2 separate regions of the Homo sapiens genome follow, and region 2 is linked to region 1. A link is a contact called in ENCODE Hi-C or POLR2A ChIA-PET data. All regions are on one chromosome and are shown on one strand. The core of a region is the stretch at or near the end of the contact, and the rest is flanking DNA. Distances in the headings are between cores, read along the strand shown.

What was found. A loop is a pair of places that touch in the nucleus more often than their neighbours do. ChIA-PET counts read pairs that join two places held with the same protein, here RNA polymerase II (POLR2A). Pooled maps may share reads with other maps.
Region 2: a pooled map shows a loop between it and region 1 (2.4-fold over the local background). The contact joins the promoter of TLE7 here to the promoter of TAT-AS1 in region 1. A Hi-C loop is called at or near these places in 2 of 50 pooled maps. POLR2A ChIA-PET finds 5 or more read pairs at or near these places in 3 of 52 experiments (MCF 10A and WTC11).

The regions. Positions count from the first base shown.
Region 1 is chr16:71,562,747-71,567,749 of GRCh38, reverse strand. It overlaps TAT-AS1 (TAT antisense RNA 1), which reads right to left and starts at 2,734. Exons shown (of 3, transcript NR_103852.1): 1 at 2,628-2,734; 2 at 1,549-1,699. It overlaps TAT (tyrosine aminotransferase), which reads left to right. Exons shown (of 12, transcript NM_000353.3): 12 at 1-2,090. LOC124903710 (a long non-coding RNA gene) reads left to right here and starts at 2,810. Exons shown (of 2, transcript XR_007065106.1): 1 at 2,810-2,857; 2 at 2,926-4,097. It also overlaps the pseudogene RNU6-1061P. RefSeq lists an enhancer at 1,783-2,314.
Region 2 is chr16:71,439,299-71,444,301 of GRCh38, reverse strand. It overlaps TLE7 (TLE family member 7), which reads left to right and starts at 2,248. Exons shown (of 10, transcript NM_001367365.2): 1 at 2,248-2,333.

The sequences.
Region 1 (5,003 bases), core at 1,485-3,984:
CTAAGAAAGAACACGCTCTCTCCAGGCAGGTCTGAAGCTCAACTCTCTTATTGCCTCACTTCAGGTATACCTCACTTTACACAATAGAATTATAACTGGAAAGAAGTTGGGGACACATGTATTTGGTGATTACATTTTAAACACATTAGGAAAAGTTGCTATTTGAACTTTTTATTGATTTTTGGGGGGAGTAAAGAATTATTTTGTGATGCAAATAAATATCCTTTAATTGATCGACTTGCCAAATTTAGATTTGTGTGCATCAGGCTTTCTTTTTTTTCTTTTTTTAGAGAAGTTCAATATAAGCTTTTCTTTTCTTTGTTTCTTTCTTTCTTTATTTTGAGATGGAGTCTTGCTCTGTCGCCCATGCTGGAGTGCAGTGGCGCGATCTCGGCTCACTGCAACCTCCACCTCCTGGGTTCAAGCGATTCTCTTGCCTCAACCTCCCAAGCAGTTGGGACTACAGGCGTGAGCCACCATGCCCGGCTAATTTTTGTATTTTTAGTAGAGACAGGGTTTCACCATGTTAGCCAGGCTGGTCTCAAACTCCTGACCTCAGGCAATCTGCCCGCCTGGGTCTCCTAAAGTACTGGGATTACAGGCGTGAGCCACCTCGCCCAGCGGCATCAGGCTTTCTTAAAGTGAGAGCACGCCTGTACTAGAGCAAGCAGGAATCAGAGACCTTCCAGAAATACTACTGTGTAAGGGCCAGAAATATCTTCACTTGTCATTGTTATATAATCATTATTACTTTTGCTGTAATGTTAATATTGATTTATTAATATATATTATCTTTTCATACATTTTCTAAGAAACATTTATATTGATAAGATCTTTTATTTTGCCAAGGGCATAAATTATTGTTTTTCTTTTTTTTTTTTTAATAAATTTCACCAAGTATGGCTCTTCTGTGATGTGTTTTTTTCTCCGTTTGGGAATTTCTAATCCCAGGCACTCCTCAGTCTCATTGTTTCATTACCTATGAGGTTTCATTTACTTCTTTGTAAATGTACTGACTTTTGGAGTTACTTAAGAACCACAGTTCCTAAAACATTTTATTTGGGAGCTCAACTTCTGGCTTCCTACTTACCAAGAGGCAGTAAGTTATAACCTCTGGCCTTTGTCTTTACATTTTCAACTTTCTGGATCCCTAACCTCTGGTCCCAAGTTACTACGCTTGCCTATATCCACTAACCACTCACTAGGTCACAAAGTTGATGGCTCTGGCTTGACCCAGTGAATGAGAAGTGTCCTAGATGTTTTTTTTTTTTTTTTTTTTTCGCAAATCTTCATAGGCACAGTTGCCTGTTTAATTTTTTCTTCAGCCCTTCCCTTAGAGGAGGGAGCCTTAAGTTACCTTTCAAGGTTGGGGGTTAGGAATCTATCATAACTAGTCTAGAGATTTCTCACCAAGGGAAATTTTCCTTATCTAAAAGAGGAACTTCAGGTCTCAACCCTGCCAGTCACACCCAATTAATGTCCTTCACAAAAATAAACAGCATATGTTCCCTTTCAATTTGAGTTCAGTGAGCTCACAGCAAAATTTACCTTTTAATTTTCTTCAGCAAATCCAAGACGAATATACAAAGGATGAGATTAGATAAAGATTTCAGTTTCCCGTATGCCACCGCTGCCGCCAATTTTCCAAAAAAGCCTGGCTCCTCTTTTCCTGTTCCTCCATCCAAGCCCCCAAAGATCTCTAACCAGAAATAAACAGGAAGACTCAGTGATTTACAAAAGACATTTTAGTTTTACACGTACAGAAAATTCTACCCAGCATTACAGAATTCTTAGACTTCTTAAATTCCTGATTTTCCTTGGTATTTACATTTTGATAAGGGAGCCAATGGTTCTTCAAACATTTGAAAAGAACACATACACACTGGACAATTTCAAACGATACAAACAAACGCAACTGTCCTTCTTTCTCATTCCTGTCCTTCAGCCACCCAGTTTCTTCTCCCCTGAGGGAATCAGTTATCATTTGCTGGTCATACTTCCAGATTATACTGTGCCTATGTAAGTGTGTGTGTGTGTGTGTGTGTGTGCACTTTTCATTTTTTCAAATAAAGTATTACTCAACTTTGTAATTCTGCGCGCTCTGGAGGTCAAAGGAGGGATGGCATTGCTGGGGTGTCCCCCACATCCTGAGTGTCTCTAGATAAAAAGGAGCTACCGGGCGGCGGCTGCTTTCCACACAAGCTTAAAATTGCCAAGAGTCAACTGCCAGTTGCTTTGGGTGGTGGCGTCAGAGTGTCTTCAGATAACACGAAGAATGCGTGTAAAGATCGGAGACGGCCGGGCGCGGTGGCTCACGCCTGTAATCCCGGCACTTTGGGAGGCCGAGGCGGGCGGATCACGAGGTCAGAAGTTTGAGACCATCTTGACCAACTTGGTGAAACCTCGGCTCTACTAAAAATACAAAAATTAGCCAAGCGTGGTGACGCGCGCCTGTAATCCTAGCTACTTAGAAGGCTGAGGCAGGAGAATCGCTTGAACACCGGAGGCAGAGCTTGCAGTGAGCCGAGATGGCGCCACTGCACTCCAGCCTGGGTGACAGAGCGAGACTCCATCTCAAAAAAAAAAAAAAAAGGACCGGAAACAAGGGCTCTCAGCTGCGAATTCACCTTTTCTTTGTGTCCGAGCCCCGCCTACCGGGTAACTGGAGAGTATCAGGACTGGGTGCTACCAAGCGCCTCACAGCAGCCCCCAGCCGACACCAACATCCCAACCCTGGGCGACCCGCGGCTGCGCAGGCGCGGATGCATGTTTAGGGGGCTGCGCTAGTCAGTGCGCATGCGCCGTCGCTAGGCAACAGGACACAGCTCCGGGCGCCGGCGTAGAATCTGAGCTGCAGGTGAGGGTTAGTTCCTTTATTCGGCCTCTGCGTTCTCTTAGGATGTTACATTTTGTTTCCTTTTTCAGCCTGTCTACCCTGGTCACACCCTGCTTCGAGTTTCTCTTCCTCCTTTGCCCCCGGTTTGGGCTCTGACTGGTGGAATTGTTCCAGGAAGTTGACAAAACATCCTAGGCTTTTGTAATCACCTGTTAACCTTTCCCAGCTCTGGATCAGAAGCAGCAACTTCCATGAGTTGTGACGCAGAGCAGACAATTCTATTAGCTGGTGTTAGTTTCCAATGGTATAGCCCCTTGGAACTTTTCTCCAAAGAATCGTGGCCCTCACCGTCCGCAGTGCCTGACATTAGGATCTCTACTCAGCCAGAAAAATAAATCCACCCCCGTGCCTTTGTCAAAGACAAAGCAGGACAGTAAAGCGGTTGAGACAGGTTTTAACCAGTAATATACTAATGGAATAAGGAGGAGTCCAGCACGAACTGAACTCAACTTTGATTTGTACAAATGTTACTCAGACTTTAAAGGAAAAATGGGGAAATAGGGAAGGGGAGAGGAATGAGGGGGCGCTCAGAAGAGTGAGGGAAGTGAAAGATTACAAAAAGTGCGAAGTAGGGGTTAGTCCATGTGAAACCCATCTGGGTTTGTTAAAGGGTGTTTCTGGAAGTTAGGCTTTTATCCTCCTACAGATGCTGGGAGATAGGAGCCATATCTTAAGGTGTTGGCTGGAACAGTAAATTCCTTTGGCAGCCTGAGTTTTTTTAGGCAGGCCCTTTAAAGCGGGGCTGGAGTCATCCTAGAGATGCTACCTTGAACTGTTAGAGACTGTGTTAGAGTTTTGTTCAAGTCTGTTGAGGCCTAGTCCACAAATGGCTCAGAGGAACCTGGCTAGAGTTTGGTCAAGGAGAGAATTTTTGTTACTCCGCATATTCTGCACATTATTCTGTGTGAGGTGTTGTATTTTACGTACCCTGAAGTTTGAATTATTGCATATATGTTGGAAAAGAACTGAATTCTCAGTACATATTATTTATATCCTTATTTATTTTAAACAATTTAGGTTTATTTACAAACAAGTTTCATATAATGTTATAGAACCTGCAAATACAGATGCTCTCTATAGGCCAAATTGTTTCACAGCACCTTCCAAAGAGGCAGTCAGTCATTTGCTAAGGTTAAGGTTGAAGCTGTATAGGAGGTGATGCCCAATTCCTCAAAGAAAACAATAAACAGAAGAACTAGCACATGTGTGTCTTAATTTTTGTGTGTTTCAAATGTAGAAAAGAATTATTGGTCTTTAACTCATTTGATAGCCTAAATTTAATGTATTTTTACGTTATACCATATTTAAAAAGTAAAGCTGTGGGAGTGTTCCCTTTGGCAGTGCATATTCTAAAATTGGAACAATACAGAGAAGATTAGCATGGTACTAGCAAACCAAATTCAACAGTATGTTACAAGGATTATACACCATGATCAAGTGGGATTTATTACTGAGATGCAACATATAAAAATCAATCAATATAATATGCCACATTAACAGAATGAAGGACAAAAACCACATGATCATCTCAACTGATGTAGAAAAGTTAGTTGACAAGATTTGACACCTTTTCACGATAGAAACACTCAACAAACTAGAAACAGAAGGAACCTACCTCAAGATAATAATAAGGACCATCTATGAATAGCTTGTATCGGCCAGGCAAGGTGGCTCACGCCTGTAATCCTAACACTTTGGGAGGCCGAGGTGGGTGGATCACCTGAGGTCAGGAGTTTGAGACCAGCCTGGACAACATGGCGAAACCTCATCTCTACTAAAAATACAAAAATTAGCCAGGCGTGGTGGCACATGCCTGTAGTTCCAGCTACTCAGGAGGCTGAGGCAGGAGAATTGCTTGAACCCAGGAGGCAGAGGCTGTAGTGAGCCAAGATCGTGCCACTGCACTCCAGCCTGGGTGACAGAGCAAGACTCCATCTCCAAATAAAGAAAGAAACAAAGAAAGAAAAGAAAAGCTTATATTTAACTTCATACTCAATGGTGAAAGACTAAAATCTCTTTTTCTAAGATCAGGAAAAAAGCATGGATGCCCACTTTCACCACTTTGATTCAACATAGTATTGGAAGTAGTGGCCAGAGCAATAAGACA
Region 2 (5,003 bases), core at 999-3,498, 120 kb after region 1:
ACCTCCACATACACAGACACACATGGACACACATGGACCCCCCACATACATAGACACACACACAGTGCACCCTGCGGACCCCCACATCCACAGACACGCATAGATCACAAACAGATACCCCATCACACATAGCCAACGCACAAGGACACACACAGACCCCCCCAACATACATAGACACATGCACACACATAGACATACACACAGACCCCCACACACATAGACACATACACACATAGACACACAGAGACTCCCCCCCACACCCATAGACACACATAAGACACACATGCACACATAGACAAAGACACAGACCCCTCACATACATAGACACACACACACGGTGTACCCCACAGACCCCCACATCCACAGACACACCTAGTGGTACACATGGTACACCCTACAGGCCACACCCTCACATAGACACTCCTGCACCAGCTCTCTGTAGCTCAAGGGCTGGTGTCGGCCAGGAGTGCTGCCTTGAGTATTGCAAAGGAGCCATTCCTGTCCGAAAGCTTGTCACGTGGCACGGGACCTTGGTAGAGTGTCCTAGGGATGCCATCGTGTAAGTCTGCCCCACCCCAGGCATCCTAGGAGCTGGGCATGGGAGGAGGCAGCCCCTGGAGCCCCCAGACCACACCTTGGGGAGAGGGGAGAGCAGGACCCTTCTTCTCCTTGACCAGCCAGCCCTGTTCCTCTGGGCTGTTCCAGACCAAGCACTGAGACCCTGGAGGGGTCCAAGTCCTGGATTTACATTTAGAGAAACTGAGGCCCAGAGATGGATGGGACGACCCCCTGGTCATGCAGCAAACCAGGGGCTGATGTGGTCTCTCACTGGGGCCAGAGGAGAGTTTAGAAGGCCAGGGCTCACCCCAGCCTTCCCAGTTGATGGACAGCCTCTGCAGGTCTCTGAGACATGGCAGTCCGTAGAGGGGGACAAGAAGTCCTGCAGCCCTGGCTTCCCGCAGGGTCCACAGTTTCTTTGCAGTGGCAGGATCAAGGCTCGGACTCATGGAAGATTGAGAATCCTAGAGGACATAACCTGATATCTCAGATCTGCCACCAATGTCCCATGTGACCCTGGGCCTCTCAGCCTCAGGCTCCTGGTCAGCATAGGGTGGGGATGGTCCCAGGACTCTGACGGTTTTCTCCCTCTCCGTAGGCTTGTTACTGTCCAGGGCAGGTCATCTGCTCAGACCTCAATGACTGGAGGGTGAAGAAGGCAGTCAGACACCTGCAAAGCCTCGTGAAGTCACATGACCCCACCACCCAGGAGACTGGGTAGCCTTGGTGTTCACCACACCAGTCTTGAGCCATGTGCGTGCAGTGGAGGCCTTACCAGGACAGCAAGAAACCTGAGCACAGGAGACTCCAGAACCCCGCACAGTAGCACTTCTGCTTGTCTTAACTGGAGCCCTGGGCCTGGAAGGGGGAGGATTAAAGTCTTTCTCCTTCAGTCGGGATCTGCATGTTCTGTCCCTGCAGTGCAAGGTGCACACACCCACCTTGGCCTGTCACATTGGAAGGGACCTCAGAGAACACCTGGGCCTGCTCTGGCTAGGTCAGGAGGGGAAATAGAAGCTCAAAGGAAAACATGGCTGTCCTGTCTCAAGGCACCCGCAGGTAGAGGGGAGAGCCTGGTGCGAGGCCTAAGCAGGGCGTCCATGCGCTGAGGAGCAGAGCTCCTGTGTCATCTGCACAGTCTCCCGGAGGCCTGGGGGCCCTCTCTCTGCAGGGGCTGGGGGTTCTGGGAAGAGGCTCTGGATTCTCTCCTGTTCTCTCTGCCTTTGAAATCTCCACTCCTGCACATCTGTTATCTTCTGGCCTGGAGAGGATGAGGACATCCTCCGACACATTCCATTGCACTCCATTCCATTCCAGCACTGTCCGCAGGCCCCTTCCACAGGCCAGGGGTTGACCACCTGCTGGGGAATCCTACATGGGTCAACCTTGGCCTTCTCCTGGGGAACGCCGCAGCCTGGGGGAAGGCGAGGACCCCTGTAGCCCCTTCCCCTAGCTCGCAGGCCCAGAGACCCACTACAGACCAGGTGGTCCTTTAGCACATCCTGTACCGGGCAGGGTCTCAGGGACCTCCCCTGCACGGTCTGGGCCACCTCTGCTCGCTTTCCGGCTTTCTCCTCCTTCTGGATCTCTCACTGTGCCGCCTGTTCCCCAAGTGGCTTCAGTGTTCCTGAGGCGTGGCCCCCACCCCCTGCCAGCCACCGAAATCCCACCCACCTTCGGCTCAAGCCCAGCCTCCAGGAAGCCTTCCCGACTGCCCTGCGGCACCAAGCCTCCGTCCTCTGGTTGCCCCGAGGGACCTCAGCGCCCCCGCCACGGTAAGGGGCTGTTCTGCCGTGGATCCCCGCGCGTCTGCTGGTCCCCACCCCGCCATCGGCCCGCAGCCCCGCGGCCCACGTGCTCCCAGGCTGGGGCCGCCCGCGGAGGTGCTGGCGCCGGCGACGCCGGCTGGAGTTGGAGACTGCGCGTGAGCGCCCGAGGGCCTGTCTGCCTATGCGTCGGCCGTGGGCCAGCGCTTCTGACCCTGGGCCTCGGCTCTGGCCTCGGTCTGGAAGGGGGCAGGGGAGCGGGGCCCTGCGTCCGGAAGTCTGCGCCCTGCGCGGTGGGCGGAGAAGCCACGAGGAGTCCTTGCTGCCCCCGGCCCTTGGTGCCCCCTGGCGGCCGGCGCGCTCGCTGCACCCCTGCCCGCTTTCCGGGAGCGCGGGAGGAAAATCCAAGAGCCAGGCCCTGGGGCGCCGGCCAAGCGAGGGCTGGACCCTGCCCGACCCAGAGGAGTAGCCCTGTCACAGCTGCCCACGGCCGGAGTCCTGGGGCAGCGGGTCCCTAACCTAGCAAGCCCGGCCGCGCACGCCGCGCCCTGCAGGCCAGAACCCCAAGGACGCTCTGAGTGGTTAGTGCAGCCATTGCAACGCGGTGGCGCACGCCTGTGATCCCAGCACTGTGGGAGGCCGAGGCGGGAGGATTGCTTGGGGCCAGCAGTTCAAGACCAGCCTGGGCAACAAAGTGAGACCCTTGTCTCTACCAACAACAAAAAAAAGTGAACTTTTCTTACAAAATAAATCGAGTGAAATCCTGCTGCGAGGCCCACATTGTAGAGTTGCTGTCGAGGACTGTGGGGGAGGCGGAAAGTTGCCGGCGGGCTCCTGAGAGTGACTGAGCAGGGGGCTTTGGTAACAGGTCCCTGGGGAGATAAGAGATGGACCCAGGACAGAAATCGGAATGCAGGACTTGGGAATGCAAACTTCCCATGGCAGGGACGGGACGCGAGGTGGGTGGGAAGAGCAATGTACGATGCGGGAGACGCCACCGTGCTTGTGGGAAGGGCAGCGTCACCATGCTAGGAGGAAGGGGCCTTGGCAAGGAATGGGGAGTTGGGGCTCCCCGTGACAGTGAGGGAGGAGGTGGGAGGAGGGGCCTGGCCGTGCATTGTCCCTTCCAGGTGCCCGCCAGAGGGCGCGTCAGCCCTCAAATAAAGATCTGGAGGCTCACAGTCGCAGTTCTGCCCAGATGACCCCATCTCTGACCTTTGTGTTGGCCCACTAGGTGTTGGGGTCCCACCAGCCATTTGACGACAGCTACCCATAGCCTCCGGGCTGGGACACCTGCAGCTGTGTGGCTCTTCTAGGGGAGCAAAGGGAAGAAAACCACCAGCTAAAGTGCCTGGAGTTTGCTGGCTAAAGGGGAAGAAGGAAAAATGCTGTTGGGATTTGCAGGACCCCTAACTCATGACCCCATGTCTGGTTTTGGGTCTTTCTTGTAAAATACACATAACATGAAATTTAACACTTTAGCTATTTTTTTTTTCTTTTGAGGCGCAGTCTCGCTCTGTTGCCCAGGCTGGAGTGCAGTCGCCCGATTTCGGTTCACTGCAACCTCTGCCTCCTGGGTTCAAGTGATTCTCCTGCCTCAGCCTCCCGAGTAGCTGGGATTACAGGTGCCCGGCTCATCTTAGCTATTTTAAAGTGTACAATTCCGTGGCATTAGGTACATCACAATGTTGCACAACCATCACCACCCTCTAGTTTCAGAACTTTTTTGTCATCCCAAAAGGAATTCCAGACCCATTAAGAAGTGGCGTCCCATTCCCCTTTGCCAGTCCCTGGCAACCACTAACCTGCTTTCTGTCTCTAAGGACTGGCCTTTTGTGGATATTTCATGTAGATAGAATCATGCAGTATTGGCCTTTTGTGTCTGGCTTATTTCACATAGCATAATATTTTCAGGTTCACCCATGTGGTAGTGTGTATCACAGCTTCATTCTTTTTATGGCTGAGTAATGCTCCGTTGTATATTTACACCACATTTTGATCCATTCTTCAATTGGGGGACACTTGGGTTGTTTCTTTTTGGCTACTGTGAATAATGCTTCTGTGAACACTGGTGTCCAAGAAATGTTTAAGTCCCTGTTTTCCATTTTTGGGGGCATATACTTAAGAGTGGAGCTGCTGGGTCACATGTTAACTCTGAGGAGTTGCCAAACTGTTTTTCACAGTGGCTGCTCCGTGGTATTCCTATCAGCAACGTAGGAGGGTTCCAATTTCCCCACATTCTCACCAACATTTGTTATTTTCTGTGGTTTTGGTGGCTGTCATAGCCATCCTAGGGTGTGTGAAGTGATCTATTACATGTGGCTTTGATTTCCATTTCCCGGATGACTGGTGATGTGGAGTGTCTTTTTCTTTTAGCTGGTTCCCAGCCTCCAGTCTTGTCCCTTCCCCCCATTCTATCCCTAGAAGAACAGCTACAGTCCTCCTTCTGAAACCCAACTCTGATTATGTCTCCCCCAGCTCAGAACCACCCCCAAATGCCTTCCAACTCTCTCTGGAAAGGAGGACACATTCCTGCCCTCCCTGCCTCCAAAACACACACCCTCTGTGCTCCAGCCCCTAGAAAATTCTCCCAATTGCTAAAATCCATTCCTTTGCCTCTGCCCTTCTGTCTGTCTGGAACATTCTCCTATGCTCTCTGCTACCCTGCTTCCCCCGCTG